Regions from separate parts of the Homo sapiens genome. Here region 1 is linked to region 2. A link is an interaction called in ENCODE POLR2A ChIA-PET data of the cell type or tissue named here. Cell type or tissue: CD4-positive, alpha-beta T cell. All regions are shown on one strand. Region 1 overlaps LDHAL6A (lactate dehydrogenase A like 6A). Region 2 holds the start of MIR3159 (microRNA 3159).

Evidence for each region. ChIA-PET counts read pairs that join two places held together with the same protein. Peaks named below come from ENCODE experiments on the same cell type or tissue, not always from the same donor. Only the 100,000 strongest peaks of a DNase experiment are listed, where the experiment ranks them.
Region 1: POLR2A ChIA-PET joins it to region 2 with 6 read pairs; 7 of 35 experiments call an interaction of 5 or more read pairs at or near these places.

The regions. Positions count from the first base shown.
Region 1 is chr11:18,466,907-18,471,906 of GRCh38, forward strand. All of the region lies in intron 3 of LDHAL6A (lactate dehydrogenase A like 6A), which reads left to right. Among named protein-coding and RNA genes, the nearest start is that of LDHAL6A, 14 kb to the left of the region's middle. In CD4-positive, alpha-beta T cell, no CTCF peak of the experiment used is centred here; no DNase peak of the experiment used is centred here.
Region 2 is chr11:18,384,779-18,389,778 of GRCh38, forward strand. It overlaps MIR3159 (microRNA 3159), which reads left to right and starts at 3,009; the gene lies at 3,009-3,082. In CD4-positive, alpha-beta T cell, no CTCF peak of the experiment used is centred here; no DNase peak of the experiment used is centred here; H3K27ac peaks cover 2,011 bases.

The DNA.
Region 1 (5,000 bases), 82 kb after region 2:
AGAAAGGGAGGAATAAAAAATAACTTCGAGAGTTTTTCCTTTGAGTAACTGAAGGGATGGTAGTTCCATTTAACTGGGTTGGTAAATTTACTGATCGGGTGGGAGTCAGTGAGGGAAGGAGGCAGGGATGTTACATATAGAGGGGAAAAATCAAGATACCTGAAATGATACTCAAGAGGAAATGTCAAACAGCTAGAGATTATGAGTCTGGAGCTTAGTAGTTTAGGGATATTCAAATTACTGTATTCTAAAATTATTTGGAGTAGTTTTTCTCTGTGCAGACCAACAGTGAGTGCATGATTAAGTTTATTCATTTTAATTTCGATGCTGAAGAACTATTTAACTTTTGTTTCACAGTTTTATAAAATATTCACATGGCTCCAACATCAATTCTAGAGAACAGGAATTATTCAAAGTGGTCCAGCTTCTGTCCCTGTGCCCTTTCCCCTATAGCCTCCATCCTTTTATAGGTAACCATTTACACTTTTTATGGTTTACAGCTTTTTGTTACTACATACGTTTTTCTCCATCTTCTTTCATTTTTAACTTAATATATCATGAAGCTCAACTCCATAGTAGTATTTATAAATATGTTGATTACTGTAGCTTTGTGGTAAGTTTTGAAATCAGGATGTATTAAGTCTTCTGACTATTCTTTAAGATTATTTTGGGTCAGGCGTGGTGGCTCACACCTGGAATCCCAGCACTTTGGGAGCTGAGCCAGGTGGATCACCTGAGGTGAGGAGTTCAAGACCAGCCTGGCCAACATGGCAAAATCCCATCTTTACTAAAAATACAAAAATTAGCTGGGCATGGTGGTGCACACCTGTAATCCTAGCTACTTGGGAGGCTGAGGCAAGAGAATCGCTTGAACCCAGGAGGCAGAGGCTGCAGTGAGCTGAGATCGCACCACTGCACTCCAGCCTGGGCAACAGGGCAAGACTGTCTCAAAAAAAATATATATATATACACACATATATATATATATATATATATATATATATATATATATACACACACATATATATATACACACACATATATATATACGTATATATATACGTATATATATACGTATATATATGCATATATATACGTATATATATACATATATATACGTATATATATATACATATATATACGTATATATATATACATATATATATATATATTTTGCTTGTCTGGATCTTTAGCATTTCCATATGAATTTATGTATCAGCTTGTCAATTTCTGAAGTAAAACCAGCAAGGATTTTGATAGGGATTACTGCTGATTCATTTTGGTTCTTTTGTATTTAATAAGTTGTTTTTCTCTTGCTGTTTCCAGTATTTTCTCTTTGGCTTGTAACAGTTTGACTATGATGTGTTGAAGTGTGAATGTCTTTCAGTTTATACCACTTGGCATTCATTGAGCAGCTTGGATGTATAGGTTTTTTTTTTTTTCTTTTTTTGAGATGGAGTCTTGCCCTGTGGCCCAGACTGGAGTGCAGTGGCATGATCTCGGCTCATTGCAACCTCCGCCTCCTGGATTCAAGTGATTCTTGTGCCTCAGCCTCCTGAGTAGCTGGGATTATGGGCACCCACCACCACTCCTGGCTAACTTTTTGTATTTTTAGTAGAGACGGGGTTTCTCCATGTTGGCCAGGCTGGTCTTGAACTCCTGACCCGAACTGATCTGCCCACCTCAGCCTCCCAAAGTGCTGGGACTACAGGCATGAGCCACTGCACCCGGCTTGGATGTATAATGTTTTTCTATTTGGGAAGTTTCAGCTGTTACTTCTTTGAATAATTTTCTGCTCCTCTCCCTTCCTTCTGGTCCTACCATACATGCATATATATGTTGGTGTGTTTAACGGTATCCCATAAGTTTGAGGCTGTTTTTTCTTTTTTAAAATAGTTCATAGATTATCAAAAGTTCTTTTTGTATGGCATTGAGATTTATTTATATATTTAACTGCATGCATATCTTTAGCTTTCACATAAATTTTGCTTCATACAGGCTATTGGTATAAGCATTTCCTCTTTTAAGAGTTTGATTCTTTAAAAAAAATACCAAATCCAAAATTCAGAAATGGTAGTCCGGCGCTACAAGGAAGCACACTGAAAATAACAAGCTGATGATACATTATCACATTGTACAATAGTATTTTATATTTTCTTACACACTTTCCAGTAAGTTTTTTCACATCCTGAAATGTCACGGTGTCATTTTTGAAAGGAGAGCTGTGGAGAGATTCTGATATGACTCAGAGTTGTGAAGGCACCTGGTGGAGCTCCTTCATTAATTTCTCTAACCGTTCAGGGCACTGAAGTCTGTGGGGACAGTAAGTTCACATTTACTGTTTGTGTTAAGTGAATCCCCAACCTACTTTGATTTGCACTAAAACGCCTCTACCCTCAAAGTACCGCGTCATTAAGGTTATATGATAACAAATTAGGAAAAACAAATTAAGCATCACTTGCTTGGCAACATTAACTGGCCCACCACACTCCCACCACAGATTTTAGAAGTGTACATTAGCAAAAGATGCTTCTCTATGCATTATGGCAGAAGTCTATTAAAGAATATTTAATTTATTGACTAATATTTCTAATAAGCACATTCAGAGGATACTCTTTCTACATTTTATATACTGGCTGTCTGCCATTAACAGCAGTAAAAATAAGGAAAAATAAAAAAATCTCAATCTCAAATGATTTAACAGCTTAGTTCTGTATTTGCTTGACAGTGTATGCAGTTATAGTACACACTATCAAATATATCTTCCATATCTATTTAGAAAACTTATTCTGATATTAGAACCATGTGAAGAAAGTCTTCTCCATTATTTTAGTGAGTCTGTTAAAATGGTCCACTAAGAACCATCTTCAAAATTTCAGGTGCTTCAAAAGTTAAGAGAAACAATTAACTTCATTACTCTAATACAAAACAAAAACAAAAACAAAAACTGACAACTTTAAATTAGTATTAAGCTACCAAAAATTGATACCACTCAGGAAAGATTTTTTCCCCCCCGAATGATAATTTTATTTATTTTTTTGAGACAGAGTCTCTGTCTGTCACCCAGGCTGGAGTGCAGTGATGCAATATCGGCTCACTGCAATCTCCGCCTCCCAGGTTCAAGCAATTCTCATGCCTCAGCTTCCCAAGTAGCTGGGATTACAGGCATGTGCCACCATGCCCAGCTAATTTTTGTATTTTTAGTACAGATGGGGTTTTACCATGTTAGGCTGGTCTTGAACTCCTGGCATCAAATGATCTGCCTGCCTTGGCCTCCCAAGGTGCTGGGATTATAGGCGTGAGCCACCGCGTGGCACTGAATGATAATATTTAGCTAAAATTTTAGTGAAAGAAAAGGCAATTCTGAGAGCAATCTGGGTAGAGAGGGGTTTCTCAGGCGTAGGTACTAATTCCCATGCAGGACTGCCTTCAGATGCAGCTCCCGTGTCTCCACAGTCCTCAAGGCCTGGTTTTGGTGGTTCTGTAGTAAAGGCTTCACACATGTGTAATATGTATAGGTAGCATCACTACAAAATGGAGTGCAAGTTCAAATCAGAGTTTTAAGGTCAGGAAAAGTAAGTATCATTTAAATGAATCACCAGAGACACTTTTAGAAGTTCTTAAGTTCCTTTAGAAATCTCCCTTTCAAGGATGTGCCAATTTTTATTTTGGCAAATCATGGATAAAAACTAAATGTATTAATAGTTATGATGATTGTGGTGCTATTTTTTAAACATTACTAACTTTATAGCAATACTCACATTTACCTATTTACCTAGCACACTTTTTTTTTTTTTTGAGATGGAGTCTTGGTCTGTTGCCCAGGCTGGAGTGCAGTGGCGTGATCTCGGCTCACTGCCACCTCCACCTCCCGGGTTCAAGCAATTCTCCTGCCTCAGCCTCCCAAGTAGCTGGAATTACAGGCGTGCACTACCACGCCCAGCTAATTTTTGTATTTTTAGTAGAGACGGGGTTTCACCATGATGGCCAGTCTGGTCTCAAACTCCTAACCCCAAGAGATCCGCTCACTTCAGCCTCCCAAAGTGCTGGGATTACAGGCGTGAGCCACAGCGCCTGGCCACATTTCAACAGTGTTTTATTTTCAGTAACTGACCTACTGCAGTCTATTTTCAGACTTTTAGTTTATATATGATATTTTATTATGCTGATATGAATGTGAAATTTTAAAAATTAAAACAAGCAATTAGTAAGGGTTTCTTATTTATGTTAAATATTAATTTATCTTACCTAAGTGCATAATTTTGTCCATGTAGTGGTAGAATTGTAAAACTAAACTTTAGAAGTTTTTTTTTTTTTTTTTGAGAGAGGGTTTTGCTCTGTTGCTCAGGCTGGAGTGCAGTGGCGCAAACTTGGCTCACTGCAACCTCCGCCTCCTGGGTTCAAGTGATTCTCGTGCCTCAGCTTCCCAAGTAGCTGGGATTGCAGGCGCACACCATCATGCCCAGTTAATTCTTGTATTTTCAGTAGAGCTGGAGTTTTGCCATGTTGCCCAGGCTGGTCTTGAACTCCTGGCCTCAAGTGATCTACCCACCTTGACCTCCCGAAGTGCTGGGATTACAGACGTGAACCGCCACGCCTGCATACAGATCTTATTTCAGTTACAAAAACACACTGTTGACATTATTTTAATATAGCATTTTAGTTTATTACTGTGGAAATGTGGAGCACAAGACATGACAAATACTAGGTATTAATTTCAAAACTGTTCAGAATGAGGCTGGGCGTGGTGGTTCACACCTGTAATCCCAGAACTTTGGGAGGCTGAGGCGGGAGGATTGCTTGAGCCCAGGAGTTCAAGACCAGCCTGGGCAAAATGGTGAAACCCTGTCTCTATTAAAAAAAAAAAAAAAAAAAATTTTTTCCAAAAGAACAAAAATCTACCCAGAATGGCTTATGAAGGTTTGTAATTGTTGATTTAAGAGTATTTAGGATTTTTTTTTTTTTTTTACAAATTAAAAAGTTCCAGTAACTATTTACAT
Region 2 (5,000 bases):
ATCTCAGGCTTCCCTTCTAGCACCCTACAGAAATGAGTAGGGCTGCCTTTTCAGGGCAGTGTCCTCTGAGCAGGCTCAAAGAACAGGGCAGAGAGCCCCCTTGTCCAGCAGAACCTAATTTTTAAAATTTTTTGTAGGGACAAGGTCTTACTGTGTTGCCCAGGCTGGTCTTGAACTCCTGGTTTCAAATAATCCTCCCATCTAGGCCTGCTAAAGTGTTGGAATTACAGGCATAAGCCACTGTGTTGGGACAAGAGATATATATATATATATATATATATTTTTTTTTTTTTTTGAGACAGAGTCTTGCTCTGTCACCCAGGCTGTAGTGCAGTGGCACGATCTTTGCTCACTGCAACCTCTGCCTCCCAGGTTCAAGCAATTCTCCTGTCTCAGCCTCCCGAGTAGCTGGGACTACAGGCACCCGCCACCACGCCTGGCTAATTTTTGTATTTTTTAGTAGAGTCGAAGCTTCGCCATGTTGGCCAGGCTGGTCTTGAATGCCTGACCTCATGATCCACCTGCCTCAGCTTCCCAAAGTGCTGGATTACATGCATGAGCCACCACGCCCCGCCAAGTTTTTTTGTTTTGTTTTGTTTTGTTTGTTTGTTTGTTTGTTTGTTTTTTATTGGGAAGGAGTCTCGCTCTGTCTTGCCCAGGGTGTAGTACAGTGGCATGATCTCGGCTCACTGCAACCTCTGCCTCCCAGGTTCAAGCGATTCTCCTGCCTCAGCCTCCTGAATAGCTGGGATTACAGGAGCCCACCACCACACCCACCTAATTTTTGTATTTTAGTAGAAACAGGGTTTCTCCATGTTGGCCAGGCTGGTCTTGAATGCCTGACCTCAAGTGATCCACCCGCCTCGGCCTCCCAAAGTGCTGGAATTATAGGCGTGAGCCATTGCGCCAGGCCCAAGATAGTTTTTTTTTTTTTTGAGACAGAGTCTTGCTCTGTCGCCCAGGCTGGAGTGCAGTGGCACGATCTCGGCTCACTGCAAGCTCCTCTTCTCAGGTTCACGCCATTCTCCTGCCTCAGCCTTCCGAGTAGCTGGGATTACAGGCGCCCGCCACCACGCCCGGCTAATTTTTTAAATTATTATTATTTTTAGTAGAGACGGGGTTTCACCCTGTTAGCCAGGATAGTCTCAATCTCCTGACCTCGTGATCCCCCGGCCTCGGCCTCCCAAAGTGCTGGGATTATAGGCGTGAGCCACCGCGCCTGGCCAAGATAGTTTTTGTTAACAAATTTAACAAACACCCACCAGTGTACTGGGCATTTGGGATCCTGTTTTGGAACTAATATGGGGGACAAGAGGATGGCAGGCATAGGTTTCCTGTCGCCATAGGCATTTCTCCCTTATCTCAGGAGCAGTCCTGATCACTTCCCAAAATGGGGAGCGCTTTGCCTCTGAGTCCTGAGCATTGTAAAAATGAAGGTGTGTTGTGTGGAAGCTGGACTCACTACCGCAGAGCCTCCTTGGACATTACAGCTGGAAGAAAGAGGCCCTTTTTTTTCTTTTTGAGATGGAGTCTCGCTCTGTCGCTCAGGCTGGAGTGCAGTGGCGCTGTCTGGGCTCACTGCAACCTCCGCCTCCTGGGTTCGATGCTCGTACCTCAGCCTCCTGAGTAGCTAGCATCACAAGAGCCCACTATAGAGCCCGGCTAATTTTTGTATTTTTAGTAGAGATGACATTCCGCCATGTTGGCCAGGCTGGTCTTGAACTCCTGACCTCAAGCGATCCACCTGCCTCGGCCTCCCAAAGTGCTGGGATTACAGGCATGAGCCACCGCACCCGGCCAAGAGAGATCCTTTTATGTTTGCAGTCAAGGGTGCTGAGGCTACAGAGGGAATGCAACTGCCACAATGTTACCCAGGTGTCCATGACATAGCTGGGGTAAGAATACATGTTTCCTGACCCCCAGGCCAGTGTCCCCTATCCATCAGCTGCCCCGTCGTCTCTGTCCCGCCATGCCCATCACTGTCCTTGCCACCCAAGGTGTCAGAGGGAAAGGCTATCACAACTTTTCATGGTCCTCCCCTGCTGTGATTAGACAACAGACAGTTTCTGCTTGTGGGTGCCACTGGTGACTGTCTGGCTTGAAGGGGCCTTGGGACTCCCTCTGCAGCACTGATTTTGGGGGCCCTGGGTTTGGAAGTCACTTAAATTCTGGTGACAGTCTTTGCTCTGGAACTTCTCAGTGGGATGGGAAGCTTGAGGCCCAAATCCCAGCCAGGGAAAGAGGGAGAGAAAGGACACAGCTGCTACTTATTTCCTGGGTTAGGAAGTGGCTGGGAAGGAATCTAGAGTTTTTGAGATGGATTTTATTAGGGAACAGTGTGAGGAATGAATTCTGGAGGGAATGATGGTCCAAGCCAAAAGAGGAAATGCAGGCAGCATCTTGTGCCTGAGGATGAGCCTTGCCTGGAGGAGGAGCGGGTGAGGAGGAGGAGACAGGCATTAGGGGACCAGGGGTTGTCACCCAGGAGAACCTGAACAGTCAGGGTGGAGTCTTCTGGCATCCATTCCTGTCATCTGAGAGACAGATGGGGCTTGGGATGAGGAGAGGGACATGAAGGAGTTTCTCAGGAGCAGGTGCCTGCTCTCATGCCAAAGAGAGGAGCCTCTACTTTGGTACGTACATAGTAGGCCCTGGTATCTCAGGAACAGAGACTGATGAGGTTGTCTGCATCTTGGGCCCTGCAACTCAGGAAAGCCATCAGTTTTGCAACCACAGAAAAGGTAAAAAAAAGAGTCAGGCTGTCAGTGAGGGTTTGAAGGGACTGTGGGGCTGTCTAGGGTTGTATGAGAAGTGTATGTTCTGAACACATGTGGTTGGAGCTGTATATGGTCTGTACATGTTGTAGATCTGTATGTTGTGTATTACTAAAAAAAATCCTGGTGCCTTCCTTTCCTTACTCTGTTGCCCAGGCTGGAGTTCAGTGGTGTAAGCATGACTTACTGCAGCCTCAATCTCCTGGGCTCAAGCAATCCTCCTGCTTCAGGCTCCCAAAGTCCTAGGATTACAAGTGTCGGCCACGGGCTGGGCACAGTGGCTCACGCCTGTAATCCCAGCATTTTGGGAGACAGATCTGGGTGGATCACGAGGTCAGAAGATCGAGACCATCCTGGCCAACATGGTGAAACCTCGTCTCTACTAAAAATACGAAAAAATTAGCTGTGTGTAATGGTGCGCGCCTGTAGTCCCAGCTACTCGGGAGTCTGAGGCAGGAGAATAGCTTGAACCCGGAAGGCGGAGCTTGCAGTGAGCGGAGATCGCGCCTCTGCACTCTGGCCTGGCAACAGAGCGAGACTCCATCTCAAAAACAATCAACCAACCAACCAAACAAACAAGAACAAAAAAACAAGTGTTGGCCGGGCGCGGTGGCTCACGCCTGTAATCCCAGCACTCTGGGAGGCCGAGGGGGGCGGATCATAAGGTCAGGAGATCGAGACCATCCTGGCTAACACGGTGAAACCCCGTCTCTACTAAAAATACAAAAAATTAGCCGGGCGCGGTGGCAGGCGCCTGTAGTCCCACCTACTCGGGAGGCTGAGACAGGAGAATGGCGTGAACCCCGGAGGCGGAGCTTGCAGTGAGCCGAGATTGCGCCACTGCACTCCAGCCTGGGCGACAGAGTGAGACTCTGTCTCAAAAAACAAAAAAAACAAAAAAAAACAAATGTCAGCCAGCATACCCTGTCTCCCCCAAATTTCTTAGCCTGGCATTTAAGGCTAAAGATTAACCAGACTCACCATGTATTTTCCTGCCCCTGTGCATTTTATTCATGCTTTGTTCTCTGCTTTCTCAGCCCCTGATCTTTACCAATTAAAATCCTCTTCTAGCTGCAGCTCAGATGCTACCTCTTCCAGGAAGCCTTTTTTGGTATCCTTACCCAAATGCCCTCTCTCCTCTGAATGGCAGAGCACTTTTCTCTACCTCTTTTGCAGTAGTTACATTCTCTTATGCATTCTGACTATTAAGGGCGAGGCTGTCAGTTTCCTCCACTAAATACGAAAGTCTTCGAAGGCTTATAAGTTTGTTGTATTCATTTTTGTATCCCCAATACCTAGCACAGTCCCTTTACATAGCAGGCATTTAATTCAAAATATATTTGTTAAACAAATAAATGTATGTGTTGGGTTATGGAGATAAATGAGAAACTTGTGGGGTTTTTTTGTTTGTTTTCTGAGATGGAGTCTTGCTCTGTCACCCAGGCTGGAGTGCAGTAGCGCAATATTGGCTCACTGCAACTTCCGCCTCCTGAGTTCAAGCAATTCTCCTGCCTCGGCCTCCCGAGTAGCTGGGATTACAGGTGCCTGCCACCGCACCCGGCAAATTTTTGTGTTTTTAGTAGAGACAAGGTTTCACCATGTTGTCCAGTTTGTCTCGAACTCCTGACCTCGTGATCCGCCAGCCTCGGCCTCCCAAAGTGTTGGGATTACAGGGGTGAGCCACCGTGCCCAGCCTTTTTGTTGTTGTTGTTGTTTGTTTTTGAGACAGGGTTTCACTCTGTCTCCCAGGCAGGAGTGCAGTGGAGCGATCATAGCTCACTGCAGCCTCAACCTTCTGGACTCAAGCAATTCTGCCACCCTAGTCTCCCGAGTAGCTGGGACTACAGGCACACGCCACCATGCCCAGCTAATTTTTTTTTTCTCGTAGAGATGAGGTCTTGTTATTTTGCCTAGGCTGCTCTCAAACTCCTGGGCTAAAGCGATCCTCCTGCCTCAGCCTCCCAAAGTGCTGGTATTAGAAGGATGAGCCACTGTGCCCGGTGCTAGGAAAACTTCTTGCCCTGTGCTAGGAAAACATTTTTTCCTAGTGGAAAGAAAGTTTCCCAGTGGAAAAAAAGTTTATTTGCACTAGGAGCTTACAGTTCAGTGACAGAGACATATACAAATATGAATTAATTTATTTGGGAGGCTGAGGTAGGCAGATGGCTTGGGCCCAGGAGTTCAAGACGAGGCTGGACAACATGGAGAAACCCCGTCTCTACTAAA